Linked DNA regions of Homo sapiens: all the other regions are linked to region 2. Evidence: chromatin contacts called from ENCODE Hi-C data. All regions are on one chromosome and are shown on one strand. Each heading gives the region's core, a stretch centred on a gene start or an enhancer-like site at or near the end of the contact. The rest is flanking DNA. Distances are from core to core; before and after follow the strand shown.

Evidence for each region. Hi-C counts contacts between places; a loop is a spot of excess contacts on that map. Pooled maps may share reads with other maps.
Region 1: a map of CD4-positive, alpha-beta T cell shows a loop between it and region 2 (13-fold over the local background). The contact joins the promoter of PREP here to the promoter of FOXO3 in region 2. A Hi-C loop is called at or near these places in 2 of 168 maps with a recorded cell type or tissue (CD4-positive, alpha-beta T cell and naive thymus-derived CD4-positive, alpha-beta T cell) and 5 of 50 pooled maps.
Region 3: a loop to region 2 is called in a map of CD8-positive, alpha-beta T cell, with 13 times the contacts of the local background. The contact joins the promoter of FYN here to the promoter of FOXO3 in region 2. A Hi-C loop is called at or near these places in 2 of 168 maps with a recorded cell type or tissue (CD4-positive, alpha-beta memory T cell and CD8-positive, alpha-beta T cell) and 6 of 50 pooled maps.

The regions. Positions count from the first base shown.
Region 1 is chr6:105,400,783-105,404,736 of GRCh38, reverse strand. It overlaps PREP (prolyl endopeptidase), which reads left to right and starts at 1,655. Exons shown (of 15, transcript NM_002726.5): 1 at 1,655-1,890. The coding sequence starts at 1,846. RefSeq lists a silencer at 1,378-1,947.
Region 2 is chr6:108,558,172-108,562,293 of GRCh38, reverse strand. FOXO3 (forkhead box O3) reads right to left here and starts at 1,377. Exons shown (of 3, transcript NM_001455.4): 1 at 465-1,377. The coding sequence starts at 1,085. LOC124901372 (a long non-coding RNA gene) reads left to right here and starts at 3,788. Exons shown (of 2, transcript XR_007059700.1): 1 at 3,788-4,122. RefSeq lists enhancers at 400-900, 3,543-3,602 and silencers at 1,344-1,563, 2,543-2,612, 2,653-3,012.
Region 3 is chr6:111,872,165-111,876,120 of GRCh38, reverse strand. FYN (FYN proto-oncogene, Src family tyrosine kinase) reads left to right here and starts at 2,669. Exons shown (of 14, transcript NM_002037.5): 1 at 2,669-3,153. It overlaps LOC102724646 (a long non-coding RNA gene), which reads right to left and starts at 2,669. Exons shown (of 3, transcript NR_168402.1): 1 at 2,431-2,669; 2 at 1-70. RefSeq lists silencers at 2,540-2,629, 2,750-2,999, 3,150-3,549 and an enhancer at 2,598-3,097.

The sequences.
Region 1 (3,954 bases), core at 406-2,905, 3.2 Mb after region 2:
TTTAGGTCCTGCTAAATTGAAGTTTTCCCTGCAAATGGGTGCCCTGTAGACTCTAGAGTATCTCTACTTATTTATGAGTAGGAAGGCCGTCAGAGTGGTTAAGAATGAGCATTGGTATTGGAGAGACCTAGGTTGGAATCCTGGCTCTACTTTTTCACTTTTTGTGAAGTCCTGGGCAAAAGTCAGCCCGTTTTCCTTAACTATAAAATAGGGACATTAGTTCTAGATAGTTTCCTGATACACTGAAAAAAACACTCCATAAGCATTAATATTATCATTAGGGGGTCTGCTGGGTCAAGTGCTCCTGGGTTGCTCTTTAAAAAATCCCTCACAGTGGCAGAAGGAGGAGACAATGCCTGCCAGTCCCTGCGTCAGGTGACAGCCAGGGAAGGCACGAGGTGGGAACTGGAATTGGGACTTCTGGGCTGTAGTGGGCTATGCCCCCGTGTTTGCACAAAGTTTGTTATCAATAGCGTGAGTTCTCCCAGAATTGAGGATTCTCAGATTGCCCCAGGAGGGGGTATCTGGGATCAGATGCAGAAAATGATTATGACACATCACTATGAACAGAAATGGTGAACTAAGGGTGAGGCATGGAATTGGGACCATATCACAAAAGAGACGGAGGACACAAGTTTATAATAGTTACCATATCCACTTAGATTCCGGAGGTGAAGGACTTTCTGGTCACACCTATTCTTTCTTCCAGGACTTTTTGGAAGCCAGGGATAGAAAACACACTGGGCACACACTATACCCCTGATGGCTGGGGCTATAAAGTCTCTTCTGGGTGGTCCAGGAAGCAAGACCAGAACACATACCGCTGCTGGCCCGAGGATGATGACATGTAACTATTAAATTTTCATGGGTTTGAGGTCAAGTATCTTGTCTATTATCTTTTCTTCCCATAAACAGTAGGTGCTCAATAAACAAGCATGACAGCAGGAGAGGAAATGAGGAAAAGGCAGGATAAATAAAATACCCCTGATGAGTTCCAGGCCTCTTAATCTTGGTTCTTTCTCAATCGGTAAATATCAAATAAGGGCTCAACCGTAGTCCTGCCAACACCTCCAAAGCATCTCCATAGTCCGGATGCTAAACCACCCAGTGTCCACCAGGGGTCCTGGGATGAAGGGAGACGTGTTTCTTTCACGGTCATCATGATCGATTACTTCTTCCCTTCAAGTCCAGAGTCGCAGGCAGTGGACATAAGGCCACCTCCAGCCCTCTGCTTCCAAGGCTGGGGAGAGGCAAGGTCTCCCTTCGCCGCCGTAACCAGCCCGGGAACAGGAAGGCTGGGGAAGGTGGGGGACTCCATCAGCAAGGAAACCCTGGGGCTTCACTCTCCTACAGGCGGTCCTGCGAGCGCGGCCAAAGAGAGGCAGGGCGCTAGGGAAGGCGCGGGGACCCGGCCTCGGTGGAAGGACTTGTCCCCGGCGCAGAGGACGGGCGGGCGGCCGGGCGTGGGCGAGCGCGTAGCCGGCGTGCTCCTCCGTGCGCCCGGGCGGCGCGGGCGCGGCCGGCGATCCTGCAGAGGGAGCTGTGCGCCGGCCTTAGCGCACGCTCGGTGCCGCCCGCTCCCTCTTGCCGCCGCCGCCGCCGCTGGGCCCGCCCGCCGGGGAGGGGCTCCCGGCCTCGCAGACAGCGGCTTCCTGCTTTCTGCACGTCCTCGCCGCCGCGCCGCCAGTCCGTTTGTGCTAGCTCTGGCCGTGAGCCGGCCGCCCGCTGCCGCCGGCCGCCCCGCAGCTGCCTGCGCCCCAGCCGCGCCTCGCGGCCAGCCCGGCTAGCTCAGGTCCGCTCCCGGAGCCCGCGCCCCTCCACGCTGCCCCCTGCCTGTCCCCGGCCATGCTGTCCCTTCAGTACCCCGACGTGTACCGCGACGAGACCGCCGTAAGTATCTCTGCCTCCGCCCAGAGGGCTCCCGGGCAAAGGTGCCCAGCCTGCCTGACCCGTGGCACCCGCAGCTCCTCTTCCTGTAGGCCTTCGACCCCCGCGTCCCTCCCCTCCCCCTCGGCCTTTGTTTGGGAGAATTGGGCCGGGGGCGCGGGGCTCCTCTGCAGCGCTGGGGTCCCGCGGGCGGTCACTCTGCTAGTGCTGGCGGCGGAGCCTGTGGGCAGCGCCGCCCGGCCGCTTCCTAGAATCAATGGGGTCAAGGGCAGACGCCCGGGTAGAATGGGTGTCTTCAGGGAGTGGGAAGACAGACGGTGTCACTGCTTTTTTGACTGGCGAAGCCTCTTGCTTAAATATGGTGGTAGGAGAAAGTGTCCGCTGGGGTGTGTGTGTGTGTTTGTGTGTGTGTGTGTGTGTGTGTGTGTGTGATGTCACATTTAAAAACGAAAACAAACTTTTAAAACTTACACTTTAAAGTCCTTAGAGTTGAAGCATATTCGTTCGATTTTAAAAGGTGTGTTGAGCGCCTACCCTGTCCCAGGTCGGATGAGGCGCACTGGGCCCTGGGGATGCCAGAGACCCGGACAGAAATGGGGAAGGCGGAGCAGTGACCCCATAGTGTGGCCGTGCTGATCCATGTTTTCTTAAACAAGAAAAGGAGTTGAGAGAGGGTGAGAGGAGGTCTTAGAAGGGAGAGGGGTTGACCTTTTTCAGAATGAGTAAGTTTTGTCTAGTGGCGGAGTTGACCACCATTTGCCTAAGCTGCAGATGAACTCAAGGTAACTGTTGAGATCCAGTAGGCGGAATTCTGGGCAGACACCTTTTTTGTGTAAACGTGAATTTGACGACTTAGGAACTGGATTGCATCCACATGTTGTGGCCGTGATTCTCTTACTAATAGCTACATTTCTCAGATTACTTAAAATATAATCAGAATAAGTATGTATTTGTGTGATACAGTTTTAATGTTTTTCTGTTTACTTTCCCAATTTATGCCAGAAAGTGTTTACTTTAAAGCACGTGCTACATTGGGGTAAAGGGTGCTGACGCTTCGGAGTAAAGGACATACTGTTTTAAATTAAGACTTCCAAGTGACACTGATGCATTCATTCATGGTTTCTTTGACCAGTGGCCATCTGGTAACCATGTTTTCTCAGTCTGCTCAGCTGCTTGCTTATTAAATTTACCCTAACAGCTCAAGAAGCTCTATTCCTGTGGTTTAAAGGTTGTTTCCTTTGAATATGGGAGTAAAGTGATCCTGCTGGAATGGAGAAAGAGGCTGGACTAAATGAAAAGACCAGAGCGCTAGTTCTGGTTCTGTCATTCACTAGTTAGGTGACTTTTAGCAGCTCTTTTACCTGTTATGGGCCTTTTTTCTCATATGAGAAATATTTGGACTGACCATAGGGCTTACTTGCTTCTGCAGTAGGAATGTTGTCATTCATTCATTCATTCATGTGACAGTCTAGCTCTGCAGTGTTCCAGACTAGTAATGGGAAGCCAGGTGACTCTCTTGGTTCTGGTTCTTGAGGATCAGAATATAAAGAATTACCCATTCTGTGGTTTGATAAGTGCAGTTTTAAGTTTGTTTTTAGAGTTACTTGTTAGTTTTTCACCACTGTGGGTGCCTAAATCCTACAGTTTGTTTATTTATGTTTGATATTTCATGAAAGGTTTAAGTGAGGATTTTATGAAGACGTCTAAAAGATTATAAACAACTCGGAAGGGTATACTGTGGATTTTAATACACTCCAGTTCCTTCTCATTAAGCAACTCATGCTAACTCTAAGCCTCGTGGCCAAGGGAATGTAGCTCTGGCCCAGTCTGGATCTTGTTGTGTGGCTCCTTGATAGCTTACGGTGGAGTATCTTTTTTTTTGCATTAAGGTTTTGGTTACTAAGCCCTAGGCTTGACTTAGGTATTTGCTTAAATGGTAGCCTTTGATTTCTAGGATGGGTTTGTTTCTCCCCAGCATCAGCTGGGCATTGCGGTAGCTCTCTGTCTCTTTCACTTGAGCACCTTCAGCCATATGCTCAGTACTCTCCTGCTGAAAGCTTTGGAGCG
Region 2 (4,122 bases), core at 128-2,627:
CATGCTCCTGCGACAGACTGGAAACCACACATCCAACCCCTCCTCCAGACACTGCGTCCCAAACACCCCCACACCTCTCACTCCAGCCACAGCGCCCGCACCAGACCCCCACTACGGTAAACTCTACTCCAAAGTTGGCTGCGGACCTACCTCCTCGGTGCTGTCCGGAGAATCCAGCAAATGTACTCCTGTCCGTTCGCCCTTCCCTCGCCGGCGTCCCCTGCCCCCTCTCCTCACCTGGCCATGCCCCAAGCTTCTGGGGAGCCTCATTCACCCCTCCGAGACCGTCCCCAGGTGCCCCGACTCCGGGGATCAAAGATAACCCCCAAAGCCTCGCAGCGGAGGCTCCCCCTGCCAACCCCTTGCCCTGGAGCCCGCAAGCGCACTCCGACGAATCCGAGACGCGTCTCGCGCTGCGCAGGAGGCCCGGCGGGTCCTGCTGCCAGCCCGGGGTGGGTACGCACCTTCCAGCCGGCAGAGCTGTTGCTGTCGCCCTTATCCTTGAAGTAGGGCACGCAACGCACCATCCACTCGTAGATCTGGGACAGAGTGAGCCGTTTGTCCGGGGAGCTCTCGATGGCGCGGGTGATCAGGTCCGCGTAGGACAGGTTTCCCCAGGCGTTCCGCCGCGACGAACATTTCCTCGGCTGCCCGGAGCCCCCAGCCGCCCCCGGCTGCGGCGGTGGCAGCGGTTGCTGAGGCTGCAGCAGCGCCTGTGTACCCCCGCTCAGCCCGCCCGCCGCGGTGGCTGGCCCAGACCCGGGGTCTTGCCCTCCGGGTGCCAGCACCCGGGCCGAGTCCTCAAGGAGCAGCCCGGAGCCCAGCGTGCCGCTCCCGCCGCCGCCGCCGATCGCCATGGCCGAGCCGGCCCGTCCCCCGCCGTCCTCGTCGTCTTCATCGTCCTCCTCCTCGGGGATCATGGAGTCGGCGGCCGTCTCCCCCGAGGGCTTGGCAGGGCTCGCTTGGAGCTCCGGCCTTTGCAGGGGCCACGTACAGGATCGCGGACGGCTCTGGGGCTCGAACTCCGGGTCCAGCTCCACTTCGAGCGGAGAGAGCGGGGCCGGGGAAGCCGGTGCCTCTGCCATCTTCGCCGCCCGCCCGCCCGCGGCTGGGGCTCTCGCGCTCTCCTCTCGCGCCGGGGCGGGGTGCAGCGGGGGAGGGACGTGGACGCCGCGAAGGCTCCGGCTCCCGGGCGCCGCCGCCGCCGCCTGGGGAAGCACCAAAGAAGAGAGAAGGAGAGTTGGTTATCCCGGGCCGGAGCCCCGTCCTCGGCGAGTCCTCGCCCGCTGCCGCCACCTCCCAGTCCTGCCGCGCCCGCCTCCCAGGAACAGGAGGACCTGAAGACGTGCGGCCAGCGAACCTGGCGCAGCAGACACCGCCCCCCGGCCAGGCCGCGATGGAGCCGCGAGCGAATCGACGGCCTCGCGCGGGGCAGCCCCCTCCCCCCGCCGCCCAGCCGCAGGTCCCTCCCGGGCTAGGCGGCGGGGCGGGGAGAAGGGGGAGGGGCGCCCGGGGGAGGGGCGGCCGCGCCTTTAAAGCGGGCAGCGGCCGGAGCTGGCGCAGCCGAGCCGCGGTCAGAGCCCGAGCTCGGGTGTGCGTGCGTTTGTTTATGTTTCGCTCGGGCCCGCTCTAGTGCCTCCCGCGGCGCCGCCGCTCAAGTCTGTGCTGTCTTCGGCTCTTCTCCCCTTTCCTAGCCTGGCCGCCTCCGCGACCCCCCGTCACCCCCCACCCGGTCGAATGGCCCGAGCCCGGGGACTGCGCGGGCAGCTCCCTCTCCCCTCTTCGCCCGCGGGCCAGAGGGCGAACGGGGGTCTGGGCGCAGATGGGCCCTTGTCACTTCCAAAAAATAAAGGAAAGACAGAAAGAAGGGGGAGCAGCAGCCCAGCGGGTGTTCGCAGAGGTTCGAGCCCGGCGGGGACGGCCACTTCGGGGTTTTGTGTGGTTTGCATTCTCGCGGACGTCGTCCCCTCCGCCCCCTTCCCAGTCGGGATCCGGGGGAGGGAGCGAGTCGGAACATAAATCTTCCAACAGGTCGGGAAGCGCCAAGTCTCCCGGGCTGCTAGAAAACCCGGACCAGCACGTTCATCACCTCCTTGCTCCCGCTGCTGCCATCTTGACAGTTTCCCCCTTCCCGAGTCCTTTAAAAACACTAGCGGGCGAGAAGGGGGGCGCGCACACCGCGGCTCAGGGAGGGGAAAGGGAAGCGCCCGGCCCAGCTCGGAAGCAGATCCGGAGTCACCGGGAAGGCGGCCGCCCGCTGCACGGCTCCGGCGCCTACCTCGCTTCCTTCCCTTCAGGGACGCGGCGGGACGACGCACGATCCCGCGCGGGCCCGGGGCACGGCGAGGAGGGGGCGCGCAACCTCGGCGAAGGAGAAGCGCTCGGGCCGTCGCCGCAGCCCGCCCGAGGAACCGCCTGTCAGCTCGCGCGCCGCCACCTTCCACATTCCTCCTCCTCCCTTCCACGAGCAGGGCGGCCGCGGCAGCAGCACAAAGTTATAGACACACGCAGGGCGCCTCAACCTAGGCTGACGGCGGGCGGGTCCCCGCCCAGGGGGAGGGCTGGGCGGCGGGCTGGGCGGCGGGCCGGGCGCGCGGCGGGCGTGCGTGTGTGAGTGCGCGTGTGTGAGCTCGCGCGCGCCTGCGCGGCCCGGCTCCGCGGGGCTGCGGGCGTGGGTGTCCGGGCGCGCGCCGTGGGCCGGGACTCGGCGGGCTCCCGCTGCTGTCCCCGCTGGGCTCCTCCTCCCTCCCGAGAGTCTCAACGACAACAAAGCGCGGCGCTGGCCCGGGAGAGGAGGGAGAAGGGGGGAGAAGGGAGGAGAGGAGGAAGAAGTGGGGAGAGGAGGGAGAAGGGGGAGCGGCAGGAGCGCACAGCCCCCGACGCTCCAAGGAGCGCAGCGGCGTGGCCTCCCTGACTCCGGGCAGGGCGCCTGGTACCAGGGGGTCCCTGGCCTGCGCGTCCGCCCGCCGGGCTCTGGGCCAGCCCCGGTGTCCGGTTCCCTGTTAGAACGCGACACCAGGTAACACCCGAGATAAGATGCTGGCCGCAAGATGGGCAGGGTTATCGCGGTGTGGAAATACTGAACGGCGAAGATGTTGGTGCCTGCACAACTTCGATAAGCTGATGCTCACAGATTCGATCAGGCACCAAAAGGTTTGCACTGAGTCTCTCACCTCGGACGGTGGACCACAGTCGTGTTTCACTTTTCATGGGTTTCATGGCAAACGGGGGAGAGGTGTAACTAACTCCGGAAGAAATGCAAATTTACCCCCGTCCTACATTCAAGAGCAGATTCCGAACAACTGAGAAGGGGAAATAATTTTAATCTAATTTGTAAATGACGACAAAACCGCTACGTGGGCATTTTTGACTTTTAAAAAAAGACGTATCCTTTAGGTTAAACGAAAAACATCTGCACAAGTCCTTATTCTACGATCCGTGCCCCAAATCGTTTATTTGTACTCTACGAATGCACCACACGCGACATGCACACCAAAAGTCTACACACTAGTTCATAAATATATTTTTTAAAAAATCCTTGTAAGTCACCGGAGATAGCTCAGAGTGTAGAAGCGGGCTCCTCAACGACCCCATACACAAAAAGGTCCAGCCCAGCGTACGCAAGAGCCAGCCCGCCCAGCCGCCTCCGGGCTCCGGGCTTTGCGCAGCGCCCGTCACTCAAGTGACGCGCGGCCCCGCCCCTGCACCAAGCTAGTTCGACGCGTACAAACAGATGATGTCATCGTATCCACACGCGCGTGACCCCGGAGCTCTCCGCCGCGTCGCCATTCGCTGCGCCGCTTACTCGTCAAGGCACGCCGCGCGCTGACTGGCCGCGGCCACCAGTCTCCAGGCCCCAGACGCCCCTCTCCGCCCCCCCGCCCCCGCCCCCCAGCAAATAATAAACAATCGAGTAAAATTCTAAGGAAGGAGAGAGAGGAGAGGGAAAAAGGGAGAGGGCGCACTAGAAACCAATCCTTCGCGCGCTGGCGGTGGGAGGGTTCAAGGGGGGACGCGAGAGGACAGCGGACGGGAGGAAGGCAGCCGACTTGGGGCGGTGGGTCTGCCAGCGAAGAGGAGGCGTCGGGGGAGGAAAGTTGCAGCGCACTCGACTGGGCGCGC
Region 3 (3,956 bases), core at 1,420-3,919, 3.3 Mb before region 2:
TTTTGCAGTGCTCTATTCACTTGTTCAGACCATTAGCAAATCCTCCTGAGGAGTCCAAATCCATTTAAAGCTACATTTAAGACGGGCAACAGATAAAAAAGTAGGTAAGCAAAGAATTACAAAAAACAGGATGAAGTCTTGATGGGAGCAGGTTAATCTGTCATTTTAATCACATTGTCTCTTTGTCCACTAATTAGATCAAGAAGCTATTACAGTTGCAGACACTAAGAAGTGACTTCTCGTGAAGAAACAGAGAGAGAGGAGGAGAGAGGGAGAGAGAGAGAGAGAGAGAGAGAGAGGACTTATCCCACCTACTCCAGATTTCCAGATTTAGCGTAAGATAGATTGAACTAAACATGAGATTTCAAGGAGATATATAGCCTAAGAGTGTTTTTTTCTTGAGAGCATATGACACTTAGTCTGTCCGGAATAGTTTGAGAACAGTTTTACTATTTTTCCCATTTTACGTATGAGGACACTAAGGTTCAAAAAGGATAAGCGACTTGCTTCATCAAAGCGCTCCCAACAGTGAACTGTGGAGCTGGAATCAGAAACAACTCCAGACCAGTGCTGCCCGATAGAGATATAACTTGAGCCACATAGGTTATTTAAAATTTTCTAGTAGACGCATTTAAAAAATAAAAGAAACAATTTAATTAACTCTAATAATGTTTTATTTAGCACAGTACATTTAGACTATCATTTTAACATGTAATCAATATTAAAATGGGATACTTTACATTCCATTTTTCATGCTTGATCTGAAATATCTAATACATCTTTTACATTTACAGCACATCCTAATTTGCAGTAGCCAAATTTCCAATACTGAAGTACATTTCAAGTACTTAACAGTCATGTGGCTAGTGGCTACCTCCTCGGACAGCCCAATTCTAGAACTATGGTCCTCAAGGTGCTGTCTCCAGATTGGCTGTATCAACATCACCTGGGAACTTGCTAAATGTGCAAATTCTTGGGCACCATCCCAAACCCCCTAAATCAGAACCTCAGGTGGTTAAACACAGCAATTCATGTTTAAGCAAGCCCCTTCAGTTATTTCTGATACATGTCAAAGTTTGAGAACCATTGCTCTACCCAACTGCCTCTGCATCCCAATCCAAATAAACCCAGAGCAGCCATTGCGGACTAGCCCTGAGGACGAAGAGCCTCTGCTCTTGAGATAAGCAATTCTTGGCTAAATGAAGCTGGCTTTCTCTTGTATGGAAATATCCTAGTCCTAGCTATGGTTCCATTTCTTGGGATTATGGAATTTCCAGACACAATTTAAACATGGTTTAATTTGTCATTTTGTTTAAGGAAAAGGAAAAAAATCCAGTAACCTCTGTATACTGTCACCTTGAGTTAGTTACTTAACTTTTCTTTTCCTCAGTTTCCTCCTCCATAGGATGCAGATCATTTAATAAATGTTAGCAACTTTTCTTAAAAAGTAGTGTGTACAAAAAGAAAAAAGTCAGCAAAAGGGACAGATTTTTTTAAACTACAGTAAAAACAAGTAGTGGGCCGGAAAGGCAATATTATAGATTTTGAGCACAGAAGCAGAAGCTGATTCACTTATAATTTCTTAGAACATTAGATTTGCTGAGGGGGAAGGTAGGGTTCTTGCCAAAATCATTAAGGAGAGCGATTCTGAGTATGCCTTAAAGCAGAACTTTCAGTAAACAGGAATTACCTATAAAGAAAATCAGGAAGCCAAAGTGTTTCTTTTTATGAAGTTACATCCTGCCATAGAAAAGCTGGATAGGAAATAAAGACCGATGCACTCCCAACTGTATACTAAACCGGCAATTATTTCATCAAGGGAAATATGAGCAAAAGCTCAGATTCAGTGAAGGGGAAAAAAACATGAGAAGTTTGAATGTTATGAGAAACCAAAGACAACCAATGACTACAATTAAACGAGGTTTTTTGGGGGTGGGGCGGGGAATGTACGAACAAATCTCTGTCATTTCAGGTTCCTTAGTCGCCGCTTGGCCCCTCCCCCTATTTCAGTAATACTTCCTCCAGACTTTTGCTAGAAAAAAAATATAAATGAGTGTCCGCAGAAATAGGGGACTGATAAAATGATCCTAATCTCCTTCTCCTCCTCATTGTTATTTGTTGTGCGTTTCCACGTTTCAGGACAGGATTCTACTTTGCTCCGTACTCTTTTCAGTTTGATCAAAGAAAACGCTGCTATCACCGCCCAATTTTCCATTTCATCCTCTCACCCTCAAATGAAAAGACACCAGAAAGGCAAGATAGCCCTGTCTCGAGGCAGTTTCCCATGGTTTTGGGGGAATGGCAGGTGCCAATCTGCAGCAGCAGCTGCAACCTTCCGCAAAGCGGAAACTGCAGTTCACACTCTCCGCTCTTTCTCCCGCCCTACTCCGCCACCTCACAACTCCACACAATCCTTAAAAACACACAGACCTCCTCCTCCAACCTCGCATTTTCTTGCACACCCTGCACCGCACGCACCCTGGGATGCCCGCTGCCACAGTAACGCTCAACCCACTCGGCGGCCCCACCTACTGCCGTCCCGCCCACGCCCCAGGCGCCAATGGTTGCGGCTCGCAGCTCCCAAGGGGCTCTTTGATAGGGCAGCCGGGCCTGTCACTCTCGAGGCGCGCCCCGCCCCCTCCTCGCTCCCCTCCGGAGCTGGAGGGGCAGAGCATCAGCAAGAGTAGCAGCGAGCAGCCGCGCTGGTGGCGGCGGCGCGTCGTTGCAGTTGCGCCATCTGTCAGGAGCGGAGCCGGCGAGGAGGGGGCTGCCGCGGGCGAGGAGGAGGGGTCGCCGCGAGCCGAAGGCCTTCGAGACCCGCCCGCCGCCCGGCGGCGAGAGTAGAGGCGAGGTTGTTGTGCGAGCGGCGCGTCCTCTCCCGCCCGGGCGCGCCGCGCTTCTCCCAGCGCACCGAGGACCGCCCGGGCGCACACAAAGCCGCCGCCCGCGCCGCACCGCCCGGCGGCCGCCGCCCGCGCCAGGGAGGGATTCGGCCGCCGGGCCGGGGACACCCCGGCGCCGCCCCCTCGGTGCTCTCGGAAGGCCCACCGGCTCCCGGGCCCGCCGGGGACCCCCCGGAGCCGCCTCGGCCGCGCCGGAGGAGGGCGGGGAGAGGACCATGTGAGTGGGCTCCGGAGCCTCAGCGCCGCGCAGGTAAGCAGGCGGCGGGGATGCGTCGCGGGAGGCCTCGGGGATGCTGCGGAGAAGCCCGGCCGCCGGCGCCCCCGCGCACGCCGCCCCCGCCGCAGGGCCCGGTGCTGCGGTCCCTTGGCCGCCAGGGCGCTCCGCGGGGCTGCCGGGGAGTCGGTGCTTGGGGTCTTCCCGCGGTTGCACCGGAGGACACCCCTGCGGGGTGCGGCCCCGAGGCAGCGCGGGGATGGGGACCCCATTTCCTCGCCCGCAAGCGGGCGCCGGGTGAAAATGGGAATTGGCTTGGGGGCGAGGCTGGCCCAGACTCCGCCCCCGCCCTCCTTTTGGGGCCCCCCGCGGGGACTGGGGCTGTGTGTGTTGTTTTAATGTCAGGGATGATGTAATCACTTAATAATTGATGCCCCGTGCTGCTTCCCTCCCCACCCAACCCCTGCCCCACTCCTCCACCTCTCGGCCTCCTCCCTCGGCGGCGGTCGCCTTCTCCAACCCATCCTCCTGCCTATTTCTGGCACCTCCCTTGCACTTCCCCCATCCTCCCCTTCACTCTTCCTGTGCCACCACCCACCCACCCTTCCCCTTTCCCCTGTGCTGGAGCCTTCCCTCCTCTTCCTCTGTCCCCCACCCCTCTGCTCCCTCCAGCTCTTTTCTCCTTCCTTTCCGGCTCCCTCGCTGGATTTCCTCTCTACTTCCCTAGATCCATGGCTGTTTTTGTTTGGGCTCCTCCCCTCTGTTATCTCTGCGGCCACAGGCGGAGGGGACTGGGCCAGAAGGAGGCCACCGAGCTTGGGCCCAGCAGAGATGTGCTG